Linked DNA regions of Mus musculus: region 1 is linked to region 2. Evidence: chromatin contacts called from ENCODE POLR2A ChIA-PET data. All regions are on one chromosome and are shown on one strand. The core of a region is the stretch at or near the end of the contact, and the rest is flanking DNA. Distances in the headings are between cores, read along the strand shown. Region 1 holds the start of Arl4c (ADP-ribosylation factor-like 4C). Region 2 holds the start of Glrp1 (glutamine repeat protein 1).

Evidence for each region. ChIA-PET counts read pairs that join two places held with the same protein, here RNA polymerase II (POLR2A).
Region 1: POLR2A ChIA-PET joins it to region 2 with 38 read pairs in Patski. The contact joins the promoter of Arl4c here to the promoter of Glrp1 in region 2. POLR2A ChIA-PET finds 5 or more read pairs at or near these places in 2 of 5 experiments (Patski and embryonic stem cell).

Annotation. Positions count from the first base shown.
Region 1 is chr1:88,700,461-88,703,547 of GRCm38, forward strand. It overlaps Arl4c (ADP-ribosylation factor-like 4C), which reads right to left and starts at 1,731. Exons shown (of 1, transcript NM_177305.4): 1 at 1-1,731. The coding sequence starts at 1,204. The coding sequence ends at 626.
Region 2 is chr1:88,508,681-88,511,931 of GRCm38, forward strand. Glrp1 (glutamine repeat protein 1) reads right to left here and starts at 1,386. Exons shown (of 3, transcript NM_008132.2): 1 at 1,111-1,386. The coding sequence starts at 1,206.

The DNA of each region.
Region 1 (3,087 bases), core at 481-2,980, 190 kb after region 2:
TAGGACAAATGAAATCGCAACAGGGACCTGCCCTGTGCCATAAAATTACTCAGTTTCCATAGCTCCAGAATGAAAGGAGCGGTCATCCCCACCCTCCCATCAGTACACTCCAGCGCCTACCCGTCCCCTTTCGGGTATCCCCCCCCAGGGTTCTGTGTGAACTGCATACCTCAGGTAACTCACACGTGATTCCCCCCCGCAGTGGGGGCTGGGCAGTCTGAACTTCTGGCCCTGCTGGAGCAAGAAGAAATCGCTTTTGTCTCTCTGACATCCAAGCTTCCCACCTGGGGCCAGAGGGCACACCACGGGACCCTTGCGTCCTCACGTCCACTCCCCACCGGTCCCCCCCACCCTATCCCACCGGTAGCTCAAGCATTATAGACAAAAGGTCCTCTGAGCTGGGGTGGGGGGGTGGGGCAGGTGACGAGATGGGTGGCTATGCAGCCTCCACACCCGGCTTAAGTCTCCAAGTCCTGTATTTGGATACAGAGATCGTGTTTTAAAAATTCGAATCATCGCTTTGGTTCGTTGTCTTTGTTCGCGGGTTCTCGCTCAACCCAGACGTCCATTCATTCACTCACTGGCTTGCTCGCTCAGCCTTGCTCCAGATCGCTGCTCTAGCGCATTACCGCTTCTTCTTCTGCTTGAGAGACTTCCTGCGTTTCAGGATCATCTCATAGAGCTTGTCCATGCCCTCGGTGAGGCCCTCGCCGATGATGGCGCACGCCGGCTGGACATGGTAGGTGGTGGCCGGGATGAGCTCGTGCAGCGCCAGTTGCTTCTCAATCTCGGCCACCGGCAGCGACTTAGGCAGATCCTGCTTGTTGGCGATAACCAGGAGCGGTGTGCCCTGGTTCTCCGCAAACTTGGTCACCTTGTGCAGCTCCGTCTTGGCCTCCTCCAGCCGGTCCACGTCCACCGAATCCACCACGTAGATGATGCCGTCCGTGCAGCGGCTGTAGGACTTCCACAGCGGCCGTAGCTTCTCCTGGCCGCCCACGTCCCAGAAGTGGCAGCTGATGCCCTTGGCAGTGCCGTTGCTCAGTTTGATCTTCTCGGTGTTGAAGCCGATAGTGGGCACAGTGTTCACGAATTCGTTGAACTTGAGCCGGTAGAGCACCGTAGTCTTGCCGGCCGAGTCCAAGCCCAGCATAACGATGTGCAGAGACTGGAAGGCCGAGATGTTGGAGGAGATGTTGCCCATGGCTCCTCGCTGCGGCGCCGGCCACTGCGACTGCGGCTGCGGCGGGAGGGCGCCGCCCCCCGAGCAGTCACAGGCCCTCTGCGGCCGGGCGCACCTGGGCCCCGCCCGTTGCTGGACCCGGTGGGGTCTCGGCGTCCCCGCGGCGCACGGCCAGGCGCGCTTAGGCTCGGAGGGGCCGGCTCCCTGGCCCGCCTGGTGCGTGCTCCGCGGGCATCTTTCTCCGGAGGCTTTGTCTCTCGCGCAGCCGCCACGGACAGACGCCGCGGTGTAGGATGTCTGCGCCTTGCGCGGTAGCCCGGCTCGACCTGCGGCTCTCCCGCACCGCGGCTCTGCAGCAGCCTCTGGTCTCGGCGCACCTCGGAGCTGCTCTAGCTCCGGCTCCCGGGAGCGCCGCAAAGGCGCAGGCGGGGCGCGGGCTTCCCCGGCGTCCGAGTTAGCGTAGCTGCCTTGCTGTCCCTGCAGTACTAGGCGCTGCTGCTACCGCCGCCGCCGCCACCAGCCTGCTGCGGCCGGAGGGCGCCGGCCCCGCCCCTCTAGTCCCGCCCACAGGCCACGCCCCTCGCCCGCCACGCCCCGCGGTCTCCCGGGGTCAGGCGGGGTCTTCTCGGTCGGTTGCGTCTTTTCGCGCGCTCCGATCGTTCGAAACTCGCCCAGGCGACCCTTCCCGCCGGCCGCGCGCCGACTGTGGGCCTGGACGCGGACTCTTCCTCCCCAATCCGGTGACGCGTCTTTTAAAAATAGCTCCGGGCTCCGGAACCCCCGCCCGGGGCCTAGCCCGCAGCTGGCCGGGCAAAGGCAGCGACTGCAGAGGGCTAGGGCGGTGAGACTGCGGCACCGACGCAGGAGGGCGGAGGAGAGGAGCTGACCTCCTTGAGCCTGCAGCCCTGCTGCTGCCCACTCCTAATCCATTTCCACCGCGTGGTTTCACGCTCTTTGGTGCCCTAGTGTCTTGGTCCCTATTCTTCCTTGATGCGTATGCTCCCTAAGTCTAGGGTGTGCCCAGGAGGCTCAGTTAAGACTACCTACCACCCACCTGCCTAGATAACTCCAGACATTTCTTTCTCAGACACCCATTTTGGAGCCTTGCTTTATGCTTCCCCACCCCTTCCCCACCCCCTCCACTCTGCTGACATCCCAGATTAGGTTAGTCTTAAAGCAACCTTTGTCATTCTACCTTGAGAACCTACCAGGGATGGGGTGAGGGTAGGGGATGGGGGAGGTCCAAATCACCTGACCAGGCTTCAGGAAAGCTAGGTCACTAGAAGACCCTAGCTAGCTTGGAGCTGGTGGTGTGATGAGTCACAAATACATATTTTCTGGGTTCCATTTCGTGACTCCATTCAGTGGTTTTATCCTACCTTGTAAAACGTAGCAAATGAATATTATTTCTGCATGTGGAGGGAAGTCGGGGGGGGGGTGATTATGAGTGACACAGGTTTGATGATGATGGGAACTAGAGATGACAGCCAAGGGGAAAATGGTTTACATTTGTGTAGGTCAGGCTTCTGGGTCAGAAAAGGTTGCAAATGTAATCCAGGGAAAGAAAATAAAAATGCTTATCATTTGTGATCTTAAAAATTATATATATACACACACACACAGAGAGAGAGAGAGAGAGAGAGAGAGGAACCTTCCTTTCTAATGCTGTTATAATACATGATTTCATTTGTACTAAAGCCTGTGAGAAAAATCACACCTGTTCAATTCCATCTTTTAATTCTCACAACTCCAAAAGCCAGTCTAGGCTTCCACCAGCTAGACTCAAGCCCAGGGACTGGTGATGGATGTTGGTGCTGGCAAGGTCCACTCAGATTACCTGTCCAGCTTGCTAGAGGAGGAAATTTAGGTCTGTGTGCTGGTACTTGCTAAGGGGACCTCAGTGC
Region 2 (3,251 bases), core at 136-2,635:
ACTCTGAACTGAACAGCAAGCACTTTACTGACTAAGCCATCTTCCCAGCTTCCTAGTCATGTCTACTTATTATTTTTACTGAAGTGCAACATGTAAACACAAATATCAATAATAAGGATCTATAATGAAGGGAATTCCCAGTGTGGGCAGACTCAGGACAAGAGCAAGATTGTCAGTGCATTGAAGCCCGGTCTCTGGCCCTGGCTTCTGCCCGGAAGCCCATCTGAGGCCTTGGCTTCTGCTGAGTTCAGGCCCCTCTGTGGCCTTGGGTAAGTGGAGTCAGAGTTTACACTCTTTTGTCTGACATATTCTTCTTCTCACTCACTGTATCCACTGGGCTTTTGATTTTGTTTCTTTAGTTTTTAAGCTGAGGTCTCACTAAGCTGCTTCTGTAAGCTTGATTCTGGATCCTTTGACCTCACCCTTCTGAAGAGCTGGAACTTCAGGCACACATGACCACACTCAGCTTTCGCTGTTGCTCATTTTTCTTGCCGTGTAGCCCTTTATAATGAGCCACTATTTGTTTTTATATTCTTAGTCCTGACCCTAGTAACTAAAAGCTGGGATTCTCATTTTTAAATGTTTATCAGTCATTTATTTAACAATGTTGATCCATTTATCTGTCTTTCTTTGGACTTCTATTTATTTTAAAATAATAATTTTCAATTTTAAAAATACTTTAATCTATAGAAAAGTTGCAAGAATTACCATCTGAGGAACACACATTTCTTTCTCCACCTAAGATTCATCCATTGTTAACCGTCTGTGATGTCAGCTGAGTACTGGCCTACTCTCTCCTTCCCGATCCTCCCCTCCCTCCTCTTTTTCCCCTTTTCACTGGCCAATCATTTTTGAGCTTAAATTGTAACTGCCAAAATATTTAGTCTCAAAATATTTAAGTAGGACACCTAAAATACAACTTTGGTTTTTGGGTTTTTTTTTTTTTTTTTTTAAATCCCAAAATTGCGACAAAACTCAAGCAATTAAACGTCTTCAGGCTAATACTGCATACCGTGCAAGCACATGAAATCCATTGATCGTCCACATACCAGTTGTAGTGGTGTTCAGCCCTGACCTGATCTAGGAGCAGTACATACTTAATTGTCATACCTCCTTGGCCCCGTCCAGCCTAGAGTAGGCCCTTCTCTTTCTCCTTTTTCCACTTTTGATGATAGCAACATCTCTGAAGAGGCATATGCTGCTCATGTGTCCAGTTTGAAGACGGGGTCGTTTGGTGAAACTTTCAGTTTCAGTTAGTCTCTGTTGCTGTAACAGAAGAGGACAGACGAGGGTAGTTTACTAAAAATAGAAACCCATTTCCCACAGTTCTCCAGACCAGGAAGTCCATGGCCACTGTGCCGGGGGTCTGATGACATCCTTCTTAGAAGTTACAAACTGTGGCGCATGGGATGATGAGGGCTGTTTGAATAGCAAAGGTGAGTCAGCAGGGTTAAACGCTGCTGTGTGGTTCCTCTTCTACAAGAATCTCAATCCCATTCCGGAGACAGGAGTCAGCCCACCTCATCCCCACTCGCAGGCCCTCCCTCACTCCAGAGACATTTGTGTCAGCAACATTGGAGTTTGGGGAAGGACACAGTCTATTATTGTGTGTAGACTGAAGCAACAAGGTGTTGCCCTCACCATGAAAGCTGCAGAACAGATTCACCCAGCTCTTAGTGGGGCGACAACTCTCACTGCAGAGCCTCAGTGACCTCCTTTTCACATTCACTTAATTATCTGCACGCAGTCACGTGCTCATGGACCTGCACACTTACACATTCAGCTTCATGTCTACTTGTTTTTATTAAATGGCTTCTTTATTTTTTTGCTTATAATAGTTTCCTCTTTTTTGTTGTTGTTGTGGGATGACAGGTTTGTTTATTATTTATTTTTGTTGTGCTGTTACTGTATATTTTGAGGTAGGATCTCTTGTCTCCCTAGACAGCCTTGAACTCCCTCTGTAGCCATGGTAACCTTGAACTTCTAATCCTCCTTCCTCTGTCTGGTGTGGGCAGGTCTGGTCTACATGGCGCTGGGGATTGAACTCTATGCACGGAACTCTATTCCCAGCCCTTTTTATTGGTTTTAAAACAGCTCCCTATATTGATGGCAAAGCTGACATAAGCTGACAGTATTTCTCAAGACTGCCACTTGTTCCTGGTGATGGTTTCTGTTTTTCATTAACACTGTCTCTTATCTGCTCTAACATGAGCTTTCTTTCTGCCTTTGATGTTTCACCATCCATTTTCCTTGAATAGTAAACGTAGATTGCCTAAACTCCTTATGTTTTATTATTCTTATATACCTTTTATTTTTATTTCTTCTAAGGATTTATTTATTTTGTATGTGTGAGTGGTTTTGCTTGTGTGTGTCTATGTGCCCTATGCATGGCCGGGGCCCTCGGAAGAGGTCAGAAGAGGGCGCTGGACTTCCTGCAACTGGAGTTATATGGATGGATGTGGCTGCCAACAGAGCCTGACGATGCTAATGCTCTGACTGTGGACGTCCAAGCTTTTGAATGACCAGAAACACAGCCACCATGTAGGTGCCAGGAGCCAAACCCACGTCATCTGCAAGAACAAGAAGTGCTCCAAGCCATCTCTCCAGCCCCCTCCCCTTTCACATGGAAACATATTATTTCTTGCTTTTTTAGAGTAAGGAGGAGTAGATATAGCTTTTGTCCATGCTTATCGACTCGGTAGAGTTTCTGTGTAGGCAAGAACATATCAATCAATAGGAAGGAAGCCCCTGCCCTGGTGGGGAAATAGAACAGGACTTTCATTCTTATTAAAGAACAATTCTCAAGGTTTGTCAAGTCTAAGAAGGTCCATGCTGCTATTAATTATGGATTGAATCTTGAGGATAGGGTGGCCTTCTGCTAACTGAAAGTTTGCACGACAGTAATGGATGATTCGATCCTTTGACCCCATTGCTGGCTGAGGGGAGGAACAACACCTCTGTTGGCACTGAAGCTTGCAGAAGCTTCCATCAAAGGCAGCAGAGAGGGAGCATTGATGAGCACCTAGCAGGAAAGGAGGAAAAACTACCTGGGGAACAAGATGAGGAACCTCAAGGCTCCCCCAAACCCTGGAGCTGAGAGTACACTGGATCTGGGAGGTGAGGTTTGAGGAAACCTGACCTCACTAGCAATGTGGAGAACCAAATAACAAGGCTTTGGGAGACAGAGTGGGGTATGCCAGGGAGGGTGGTGCTGAGTGTCCCAGCCCAGCAGGAGATGGCCACTAGAGTGA